Regions from separate parts of the Homo sapiens genome. Here all the other regions are linked to region 1. A link is a loop called in an ENCODE intact Hi-C map of the cell type or tissue named here. Cell type or tissue: mammary epithelial cell. All regions are shown on one strand.

Region 1 (4,000 bases):
ATAGAACAATCTCATGCCAGGCAGACACAGCTACTAGGAGAAGGGGCCAGGTTCAAGTTAAGACAACAGAAGAATTTTCCAGCACCTCCTTTCCAGCCAGAGATAAGTCTCCATTGGCCAGTACTGCCAGACAGAACTCCAGAGATCATGGCCAGGGATCCTGGAGTTTCTCAGCTCACACAGGACCACCATTTCTCAGGGTGTCATTTGACCAGCCCCAACCACTCCAGTACTCTGCCCATGTCCACCAATGCCATGTCCACCACCTCATGGGTGTCACATGTGGTTATTCCTGGAGGTAGGTTAAGAACCAGACCCTCAGCCAGGTGTGGTAACTCACACCTGTAATCCCAGGACTTTGGGAGGCTGAGGCAGGCAGATCACTTGAGGTGAGGAGTTCGAAGTAAGTCAGCCTGGCCAACATGGTGAAACCCCATCTGTACTAAAAATACAAAAAATTAGCCAGGCATGGTGGCTTGAGCCTGTAATCTCGGTACTTGGGAGGCTGAGGCAAGAGGATAGCTTGAACCCAGGAGGCGGAGTTTGCCATGAGCCAAGATCAAGCCACTGCACTCCAGCATGGGTGACAGAGAAAAACTCTGTCTCAAAAAAAAAAAAAAAAAAAAAAAAAGAACCAGACCCTCTACTCCAGCCCTTGCCCTTTCAGGCTGGGATGAGGGAAGGAGGGCTAAGTCTTGGAAGGAGAGATTCCTGGATTAACTTCCTCAGCCCACAACGACTGGCAGTTGCCACCCACTCCAGCCATGTGCCTGTTCTCACCCACCCACAGGGTTGCCAAGGCCTGAGGGAGGTGGCACTGGCAGAAACCATAATTAGGGATTTCATCATATACTTTAGCTAGAATTGAGAACAAATTCTTCCTTACAACATGCAAATCTATTGTTCGACTTTCAAACATCCAACTAACTTTCAAACACATTTTTGGGAACCCATTAGATACGTAAGGAAGACACTACCTCTTCTGAACTGTAGACATGGCCTTGAAATTCAGACAAGAGCATGTCCAGGGTTGACACAATAATGGAAGATTCAAAAAACACGTGATGAAAGAGAACATGGAGGTCAGCAAACATGGTCCAGCAAGGTCCAGGTTGCACCAAGGCAAGCACAGACCCAGAAGCTATGAGGGAAGGAAAGGGGGAAGTACAAAGAGGGTCTTCATCCCTCCTGTGTCCCTGGCTTCAAAGGAGTGAATTCCCATTCAATTTCATAAAAGACTTTTCACCATTTCCTATATAGACAAATTAAAGCAGCAAGTTGACCATCTGAATAATCTATTGTTATAGATCAATGTCTGGATATTACTGGGGGAGAGAGGTGTTTGAGCTTTGAGCTTTTTCTCAAAGGCTAAAGGGACAAATTTTAGGATTTTCCCAAATTATCTCAATAATTTTTTCAACCCTTCACTTCAGACAAAATATTTAAGGAAATGCTATTTCCATAGTATTCTTGGGTCATACCTATAGAGCCACAGCCAAGGGAGGGGCACAGGAGGGAAGAAGGAGGGGTAGAGTCACCCAGATTACCTGTCTGGTTGCTTAGACTGGTCCAATTTCACTAAGAATCACACAAACCTCTTCATTCCTTCTGCTTTGTTCACCTGACCTTTTTCAATTTCTTTTTCCTTTCTCCATTACCCTAAGGGAGTAATCTAGCCACTCTGGCTTTCTTTGCATGCAAAATGTAACAGTTCCTTCTTTCGTCTTTCAGATAAAGGCAGTCTTGGGGAGGGGAAGAGAAAAGTGCCTGGCTTCTCCAAATTAGCTCTGAAATAAAAGTCACTGCCAGATGTTATATAAAAGGTGACGTAATCCTAAAGTACTTCATTACATATGCAGCTCTGCTGTTCAGCCCAGGAGGAGTTTATTACATTTTGTCGATCCCATTTTCTATACCCACATCATTTTTACATAATTTTTCCTGCCTGACAGACATCTTCACATTTTCACAGCAACCCATCAAGATAGCGTTACAACAGCACAGGAAACCAGGCTAGCAGTTTACAAATAATGGTGTTAATAAGTCAGATTTGTCCCTGAGATACAAATCAGGAGTAAATGGTCTATCCATGTGTGTGAAAAGCACATCTATTTCAGAATAACAGGGAAGAAAGCAGAGCACCATTTCAACTGGCACCGTGTTCCTTCAGAACACGTACCAAACCTATTCGACAAGTAGGAAAATGGAGAAATGTCAATCTAAAGTTATTCTTGCAATTCTTTTCGTTTTCCTAATAAATTCTTGGCTCAGAGTGAAATAGATGACCATGGAAAATGCATTAAGATCAAACTTCCTGCCTTTTTGGATTGCACAAAATTTAGAAGAAAATACACCATTCGTACCAATGAAGTATCTAGCTACTGAGATGCTTTAAGTGCAAACACTGAGAGACACTTCCTCCCACTCGCCAGGTGCTAAGCATCCTTCCCTGTCTCCCTGGGCACTCATGGCCCCACTGCCCCCTGATGGTAAAAAGCAGCAGTGCAGGCTGGACCATTCTTCAAGGAGGATTGACAGACTGGAGTGGACGGTTCAAAGGCATTTGCCTTAAGGTCAGTGTGAGAGGCCAAAGACACTGAGCTCCTAGTTACTAGTCAGAAACAAACTTATGCGACTCAGAATTCCAGTGGGATAAGAAAATGCCTGTGACTCCCACCCCAAGGAATCATACATAGAAGGAAATTTCATCTTTAGAACCTCCTTCAGCCTTAAGGAAAGATCCCTGTAAAAATGAACTTTGTGTTTTTAAACAGTAATTATAAACTTAGAGTAATGGAGGTTTTATTCTTTTATAAGAGTGGGACTTGGATATAGGAGAAGGGGAGATGTAAAGGCTTCATGGAGGAATTTTGACCCCCTCCCTTCCACTCCCACCCCCTCACTGCCTAGAAAATAAGAGGTATTAGCAACTAGCCCCAAAATAAATGTACCTAATGTCATACTTTTATCCAAAGTCATCACATTCCATAGTTCTACAAGTAGTTTGTTTCACAGGTTCAAATTTTCTTCTCCTTTTTAAAGCAGTTTTTCTTTATATCAAAGTAATTCATGCACATAGTATAAAGAGTCAAACTGTTCTACAGCAGTCCAAGCAGTCCCTACCTCGTGTTTCCTGCTCCCAGAAGGCAGATACTTCCAGCTCTTTTAACTGAACCATTTACTTTTTACCTCTATATCTCTAAATGTCATGTTCATGTTGCTGCCTCTTGATTTTTTAGTTTAAGCTTCATATATTGACTTTGCACTATGGAAGATGACTTCATAAGTACCCGCACACACATACACAACCCCACCATACATATATACTTCCCAGTATAATTTTGGTAAGAGCAATAATCAATATTTATAGAGCTATAACTATTAAATTCTTGACCACAAAGCCATGTGGTATATCCTGTTCACATTTCCTTTCCTGAACAAGTTTATATTTTCCCTGGAATTAAAAAAACAGTCTTTTCTTCACATGCTATGTTTTATATGTATTGATTATATTAGTTTCCTAGGACTGCCATAACCAAGTACCACAAACCAGGTGGCTTTAAACAACAGAAGTTTATTGTCTTATAGTTCTGGAGACTAAAAGTCTAAAATTAAGTTATCACCAAGGCCATGCCCTCTCTGCAGGCTCTTCCTGCCCCCTTCAGCTTTTGGCATTTGCCAGCAATCCTCAGCAGCCCTTGGCTTGCAGATGTGTCACTCCAATCTCTGCCTTGTTACTTGTTATATGGCCTTTTCCTTTTTTACTTTTTTTTTTTTAACAGGGTCTCACTCTGTTGCCCAGACTGGAGTGCATTGGCATGATCATGGCTAACTGCAGCCTCAATTTCCTGGGCTCAAGCCTTCCTCCTCCCACCTCAGCCTCCCAAGTAGCTAGGAGTACAGGTACATGCCACCACTTCTAGCTAATTTTTTTTTTTTTTTGGAGAGACAGGGTCTCACTATGTTGCCCAGGCTGGTCTCAAACTCCTGGCCTCAAGCA
Region 2 (4,000 bases), 260 kb before region 1:
CGTAATTTTGGGCAAATACTTTCCCCTCTCCGAGATTCAATATCGTCTACTGTAAAACAGAGATAATAATATCCACGACCTTGCAATCCTAGAAATAGGATTGCATTTAGATCTAGGTAGCAATTAGTGGTAATGTACAAAGCAGGCTGTCAATAAAAGGTTTCATTGCTGGGTTATCAAATTTTTTTTTTACTAATATTGTGAGATTTGTCAGGGGCAACATATAAATATCAGAAGAAATTAACTAGGCAGAATTCTGTTGTTGAAGGAGTTTCAGGCCTTGTGTTTCTGCTTAAATATCACCAGGCTGACTGTGATGGAACTGTGAGGCACCCAGCTGATCATTTCTTAGAAGCTCGGTATAAGGGCAGATGGTAAGACAGGTCTAACTTTCAATGTCAAATGATATTATTAAAGTTAAACAGTCTGGATAGGCTTGGGGAGGTTAACTCCGCTTTCTATACTCTGCACACCCTAGAGCTAAGTGCCTAGAGCTGAAAGTGCTGCCAGCAAAGTGAAGCTGCTCTCGAGGGGAATACACTTGGCAAAAAGAGCGCTCATCAGGAGCAGGTGGTGAAAACTCCACTAAGTTAGTGAGAACATCTCAAAGCCCAGAATCTAGGCTTTAAATATTAATCTGACTTCAGTAAGAAAGAGCTAGTTTTTACCCATTAGCTGAGAAGCACTTCAGCTCTGACTTGTTATTTTTAAGCAGTAATGTTTTTTTAAAGAGTCCAATTCTGCTCCCCATAAGGGAGAGGACTAGCTTGAGCAAACCCCAGTGGTCTTTTTTCTTCAGAGTGTGGGAACAGAGAAGCAGTCGGCTATCATTCAGCTTGTGCCGTCCCGAGGTCACCACACCTGATGCTGGTTTAGAGATGAGATTAACCACAGTTCAAGAACAAACTCTCTCCGCAACGTAGGCTGGAATGGCTCCACGAGCCAAACCACTTGACAGAATTTTAAGAAACAGAAATCTATTGCTGTTTCCTTTCTATACTGGAAATATACAAGATATTGAGGCTACTCACCCCATCAGGCCACCAAAAATACGTGTATGTTCTATTGCCATCTGATGCCATCCTACCCCACATGCACAATGCCAGTGTGGGGGCTACAAAGTACCTCGGTGCCTATTTTAATCCATTTAGGCCACTCTAACAAAAATACCATAGATTAGGTGGCTTACAAACAACAGAAATTTATTTCTCAAAGTTTTGGAGACTGGGAAGTCCAAGGTCAAGGCACTAATCTTGGTTTCTGGGGACAGCACACTTCCTGTTCATAAGGCAGCAGTCCCTTTGCTATGGCAGAATGGGTAAGCGACCTCTCTAGGGTCTCTTTTCTAAGGGCATTAATCTTATTCCTGAGGGCTCCACCCTCGTGACCTAATCACCTCCCAAAGGCCTCACCTCCAAATACCCTTACACTGGGGATTAGGTTTCAACATCTGATTTGAAGGAGACATAAACATTCAGTCTATAGCAGTGCCCCAATTCTGGATTTTTTTTCCTCTCACTTTCAGAGCAGAACTCATCTGAGTGAGAATGATTACCTTTTCAAATAGATGTTAGTTTCATTCTAATCAGGGCTTTGGAAGAGAATCAGGGAAAGAGTCTTCTCAGAAAAGGAGTCTGAAAGAAGAAGTTGGCAGAATTTCAGCAAACAGGAGTTTAAAAAAATCTAACATCATGAATCTGTTCACTAGCAGGAAAGAAAATATATTGTATTTTCAAGGCAGGGTAACAATGTTGCATAACTTAGGGTTGGGGGGTTGGCATTCACTTTACAGTCTATGTGAAGGGTGCCCCCTAGAGTTGTACAGTGGGCAGCCTGTGCACCCAAATTTGAAAAGCCCTGGTTCAGGGTATCCAAGTCAGAAAAGTATCTACAATCATTTCCACACAGGCATGAAAGCTTTAGTCTATGGAAAAAATTAAGTTGTGATAGACTATTCTGTGGAAAATTCTTAATGCACACAGTGGAACCCAAATTTCCCACCGAAGTGAGTCCTAAATTATAACCGGGGTTGAGGGGGGACTTGGAGGTCATTTAGACCATCACTTCATTTTGCAGATGAGGCAACTTTAGCCCAGAGACATGTCTTGCCCAAGACCAGCAAGGCTATGCTAAAAAAGTGAAACAGACTTCCCCTGCTTCCCATAGATGGCAAAATAGGCCACTTTGCTGTGAATGGCATTCAGTCACCCAGACCCCAACCTGAGCCTAATTCATCATTATCATCACTCAGCACTTACGGAGCACCTTCTAAATACTAAGCCTTTCTTGAGAATACACAAAGAGTCTCTCCAAAGGTCCCAGCCCATGAGGCAACAGGAGGGCAGATCTTCGCATAAATCACACATCCTTTGGTCCAGGAAATGAAGACTTTGCTAGAAACGTTTCCAGGCACAAAAGTAGTATAACCCTCTTTGAGCCATGAATGGTTATGGTCCGTTGAACAAATCCTTATTTAGGCTTTTCTTTCTGAAGAATGTCCCCGTTGGAGTTGACTAACTTCTTTGAAGCTGCCTTGGTTTATTGGTTAAATATTTACTCATTAATATATTTAAAAGCCATATTATTTACACAATGGATTTGGAACCATTCTGGACTATTGGGTAATTATTACCTATTTAAAATCAGGCTATCCAAAGCAAGAAAACTGATGGTCATTTATAGGGAGAATGGGGAAATTTACAGGTTACTGAGGTTGATCTTTAATCTAAATTTTATTTTTAACCCAGTCATTCTACTCCTTCTAACGGGAGTTTAATGCATGTTTGAATGTGTGTGGTGAAAGTGAGGTGGGAGGAGAGAGAAGCCCTTTTACCAAAACCCAGTGCAATTAAACTGCTTTATGGACAAGCTCTCTGCCAAATTTCTTGTTGAAATCAAAGACACCTTTGAGTTTGTTATGCAAGAGCAGGGCAAAAAGCACCTGCAGTCACGTCTGTTTCTCATTTTGTACTCGTGTAACTCAGATGCCCTGTGGATTAAGTGGAATCTGCTCCTGAGTCGAAATCGTGTACACCACGTGTCAGCTCAGCTTGAATTTGGAAACAGGAGCTCAGAAGGTGCCATTCAAACATGTGGCTCTGGTTTTCCCCAGGTGTAACTTGAACGCGGGAGTCATGTTATGGGGCCCCTGCCCCCAGCTTCGCTCTAAGTAAGAGATACAGCAGCACCTTGTTTCCATTTGATCGTGCTGCCCCCCACTCCTCACCCGCATATGAGTGCCCATTTAGGCTTTCATGAGAGAAGGTGGAAAATGAGTGCTGTGAATGTGCGTGTGGACAGTTCATGACCTGTGCATGAATTTACAACCGTGTCCTGACACAGAGAAAGGAAGACAACCAGAATGCGTGACCAAACATCCCCAGGTAGCCAACATAGGTCACTTCTCTGGGCAGATACTGTTTGTGCCCTACTTAAATGTAAAAAGCATTCTCTGGGTCTAGAGAGGTTGCATTAGGGTAAAATAAGTACTCAGCTTTTATGTTAAGACTCCAACCAAATTCTTTCCAGTTTTAACCCAAAGAGGCCTCTTTTAAATATCACACTGATAAGGAATTCTGGATCTTGTCTCTTTGATCACATTTTAAAATATTAGCTTCTTATCTGCCTCTTCATTCACTCCGTGGATTCAACAAATATTTAATGAGTACCTGCTATGTGCTATCGAGCATCAGCAGCTCATAAAACACCAAGGACTTTGCTTTCATGGAGTTTCCTTTCTATCTGGGGAGGGGAAGTATTGGCTTTGAACTAGCTTGGTGAATATGTGTTCCAGTTAAAGTCAAGTCTCCATGTGGCATTCCAGATTTACACAGGATAAATTGGGATGTGATAATTTGCTTCAAAAAAAGATTCAATATTTTGCTAAAAAAAAAAAATCACAGAAGGATTCCCTTTAAATCTAAAACTCCTGTAGCGCCCCCTCCCAACCCAGTCATTTTATTTATTCTGCATTTTTTGAGGACTCCATGTATTATTAAAT
Region 3 (4,000 bases), 320 kb before region 1:
TCAGGTTGTGAGGATTCAATTTAATATTATGCAATATGTGCAAACCATGTAACTCAAGGCTTGTTACATAGTAAACAAGGGAAAATTGTAGCAACCACAGCAACTATTCCTACACATTTTGAGAGGGGGAATATTTGGCCTTCCAAAGGTACTTGAAGATAACTATGTGATATTCACATTATTAAAAAAATTAAAAGGCATAAAACTAGGAAAATAATTTGGGCTTGAGAATTCCACATTGCCCTTTGAGACAACTGGCAAAACCTTGAAATGTCTCAACCTCAGGGATAGGAATTTCTACACTAGAGATAGACATTACCTGTCTGGCAGCTCCCGGAGACAGAACAGAGGGCCTGGCCACCCCTGGAGAAGACTTCTCCCTCCCACTAAGCTAAGGGCATCCCATTCCCTGTCCTTTCCCTCACCTCACCCTTTTCCACCCACCAGCTCCCCTCCCAGCTGTGAGAGCCTGCAAGAGCCTGCCTAATCTGAACTTGGAGACTGCTCTTTTGCCTTTAAAATGCCTTGCCCAGCTTAATCAGTAACCAGCGATCCTCTAACTGCCAGTTAGTCTCCTGCCCTGACATGAGCTCCTTCTCCTGCCAGCCGGCAGATGTGACTTTTTTAGGAAGATTCAATTCCCAGCCTTTGCCCTTCCTGCCAATGACAGCTTCCCTCTTTGAAGGTTACCTGTCGCTAGCATTCTTGCGCATGAATGCAAACTAAAGTGGGTGCTTATCCTGACCTTGAAGAAGCACATCATTCTGTATATGAGTTCTAAAAAAGCACACTTGACATTTGCTGTCTTATGTGTGTCAGGACTGAGAAAAGGAAGCCCCACATGGCGGGATACCCTCTTAGGTCCACAGATCTGGCTTGTGAATGGCACTTGTCAACTAAATCTTGCAATGATATTCAGCAGGCATGATGTGGAGGAAATGTTAATGAAATCCTGCCTAACTGAAGGAACACATTTGAATAGAATCAAAGTCATATGTGGGATTTTTTTTCTCATATACTGTCTTCTCTGCATACATTAACCTTTTGCCAGCTTTAAAAAAATAAAAAGACATAAAACTAGAATGATTCACTCATTCAATCATTCTTCAAACACTTATGGAGCACCCATTATGTACCAGACCCTGGTACAGGGAATAAAATATTGAATGAGACACAGATTATTTTAGGCAAATAATCTATTATTCAGCATTTTATGGTGAGAACCCAACTTCTCAATTTGTTAAAAAAACAAAGTATTTCAAATGACCCTTTGCTTCATTTTAAAATAGGCAAAGGGAAAGGCGGGGCTCTTAGAAAGAGCAGAGTGTTACATTAGCTAAGTCATGCTGTGGACTTGTGAAAATTTTTTGAGAGGCAATAGCATGTTGAGTTATGGGAAACAGACATGCAAGCAACCAGGATGGATGGGATGATCTTGGACAGTCTTTCAGGAGAGTGCCTAGACATGCCATTGTTTGTGAAATTGTCTTTCAAACAAGAAGAACCTATAATGGCAAAGTTAGGCTAGCCCTCCCTTGTCCAGTCTCTTCCTCACTGCCTGACACCACTGATAGAGAAATTCAGCTGAGCACTGCTCTGCTGATAGTGGTGTGAGGCACTCCATTTAGCAGAAGCTTCCTGATGCAGAGTTTTTAGAGAACTCAAGGACTTGCTCTGTCATCATCATAAGTGCATGTTTCCATCGCTGAGTCAGAAGAATGAAATCGGAGCTGGACCAGACACAAATGGGTGAGTCAAAAGAAAGACTTGCTGCAGAGCAAGCCCCACTGCTGCTAAGATTGCTGAGGTGTGGTGTGGAGCAGCTCAGCAAATGCCTAGGGCCCATTCATTCATGCAACAAATGGATATGAAATACCTCGTGTGTTTTGAGAACTGTCCTAGGTACTAGGGACAGAGCATCGAACCAAACAGACAAGGCCACACCCTCGGGAGGCTTATATTGTAGGGAGAGTGACAATAAATGAATGGTATCATTTAAATTATTAAAAGAGTGAGGAAAAAAATAAAAGATGAGCTAAAGAGTAACCTATAAAAAAAGACTTACATTGGTCCAGACTGTATTGCAGACAACAGAATCCACTCTAGCTAGTTTAAGCAGAAAGGAATTCCATACAGGGAATTCAGTGATTACAAAATTGTTAAAAGGACTAGAGGAGGAGGCTCTAGACTGACCTCTCAAGAACAATCCCCCATCTATGCACATTCTAAGAAACTGTTGTATGGTGACTTCTGTTGATATCTGGGGTGGGGTGGGGGATGCTGTTGTATTAGGGAAGGTACTACACCCCTGCTGACTGCAGAACCATACTAGCCCCCAGTGCAATCAAAATAGCAGACACTGAATCAAGAAGCTGCCTCTTCCTGCTACAAGTCACAGCCACAGCAATGACTACTTGCTCCAGACTCAAACCACTTCTGCCACAATCCATGCCAACACAATGACACTTGGTCCCATCAAAATGGAGATCCTGTGAACCACAATATCGATGCCTTGCATTTTGTTGGGGGAAACTGAATCATTTCTAGTACCCAAGCTTCAAGACAGTCTGGAAAATGCGGGTTTTAGCTTTGCATTCTTGACATGGGATAAGGGAGTTTGAAGGGATGTTAGACTACCCAATCCATAGTAGCTACCAAACCACTTTGAGAAAGATAGTCAGGGCATGCCTCTGTGGAAGGTGACATTTAAGCTAAGACCACGTGAAGGACTGACAAAGAAACAGTCCAGGAGACACAACAGCAACAACTCTGGACTTAGTAATTGGGGGCAATAGAGAACTTAGAGAAGTTAGCAGAAGCTAAATCAAGCAAGGCTTTGAAGATCATATTTAGGAGTTTGGAGTTTATTCAGAATGCAAGAGAAAGTTTCATGAAGGAGACTGGCAAAATCTGATTTGTATTTTTAAAAGAAAATTTCATCCGTAAGGTGAAGAATGAATTATCAAAGGGCAAAAATTGAGCCAAGGAAGAAAGACAGAAAATTATTGAAGATTAGAGATGATGGTGCCTTGGGCTAGATGTTGTCTGCAGAAATAAAGTTGACACTTTCTCTGTGTGTTTTTTAGGGAGAATTACAGGGTTTCAGAAGGAATTAGATGTGAGGAGTTACAGAAAGAAACATTCAGGATTGCTCTCGTATTTCTAATCCAAACAAAGGGTGGGTGATATTTCATTTGCTGGATTGAGGAAGAGTGAGTAGAACATGTCTACAACTGACCAAAACACACAGTTCTTGATGTTTAAAAGAGATCTGTCATGTAGACAGGATGGAGGTAGACACAACCAGAAAGCTTCAGGCTTTGCTCTCCCAACTGGCCGCTAATTTAATTCTTCAGAGTATTCCTGAGGTTCTGGAGAAGTGGGTCTCCAACTCTATGTACCTAAGATTCTGACACAGGTGGGATCCATATTTAAAGACATGTGGAGCAGTGTAGAATTGTTTGGGGGGCTGGTATCTAATCTTCATGAGGAATGAAAGTCATAAAATAAAGAGTTCATTTGGAGATAAAAAGCAGAGTTCTGAAAAGTGCTATAAATTTAGAACAGTGGCAAATCAAAGCCTCGTGCTGCCATTTTGGCACAGCAAAATAATCCTAAGGTCACCTGCCCCCATGCCCTTCCCTTTCTTACCTCTATTCATTTCCACCACTAAAATATTTCTTAGAATCACTTGCATAGGATGCTTACTGGGTTTTTAGGAACTAATAATTAAATGATGAAATGATGTCAAAAAACAAAATGTAGATTACTGTCTCTTTATAAATATAAATGCTATAAATGATCAGCCTGGGAGTCACTCTTTACTTGGAAAAACCACAGCTCTAGACGATGCTATAATGTCTTCAACAAATAAATAAACCAACAAGAATTTAAAAGTCTCAGCAAGAGACAGAAGGAGAGGCCATGCCTGAGCCCTGCCTCTCTTAAGCAACCAGAGCTCTTAGAATAGCTCTGTTGCTGGGGCAGAAGCAAATCATCT

The links. A loop is a pair of places that touch in the nucleus more often than their neighbours do. Peaks named below come from ENCODE experiments on the same cell type or tissue, not always from the same donor. Only the 100,000 strongest peaks of a DNase experiment are listed, where the experiment ranks them.
Region 2: it touches region 1 in a loop (2.6-fold over the local background); 1 of 110 quality-filtered maps calls a loop at or near these places.
Region 3: it touches region 1 in a loop (2.3-fold over the local background); 1 of 110 quality-filtered maps calls a loop at or near these places.

Annotation. Positions count from the first base shown.
Region 1 is chr5:69,005,480-69,009,479 of GRCh38, forward strand. All of the region lies in intron 1 of LINC02198 (long intergenic non-protein coding RNA 2198), which reads right to left. It overlaps LOC107984116 (a long non-coding RNA gene), which reads right to left and starts at 1,706. Exons shown (of 3, transcript XR_001742709.2): 1 at 1,548-1,706. In mammary epithelial cell, a CTCF peak has its summit at 2,484 (motif pointing left); a DNase peak (open chromatin) is centred at 2,492.
Region 2 is chr5:68,743,898-68,747,897 of GRCh38, forward strand. The region is part of intron 2 of LOC105379013 (a long non-coding RNA gene); the gene reads right to left. LOC124900991 (a long non-coding RNA gene) reads right to left here and starts at 2,496. Exons shown (of 2, transcript XR_007058807.1): 1 at 2,259-2,496; 2 at 1,182-1,634. In mammary epithelial cell, a CTCF peak has its summit at 1,848 (motif pointing left); no DNase peak of the experiment used is centred here.
Region 3 is chr5:68,682,087-68,686,086 of GRCh38, forward strand. The region is part of intron 2 of LOC105379013 (a long non-coding RNA gene); the gene reads right to left. Among named protein-coding and RNA genes, the nearest start is that of LINC02198, 350 kb to the right of the region's middle. In mammary epithelial cell, no CTCF peak of the experiment used is centred here; a DNase peak (open chromatin) is centred at 1,775.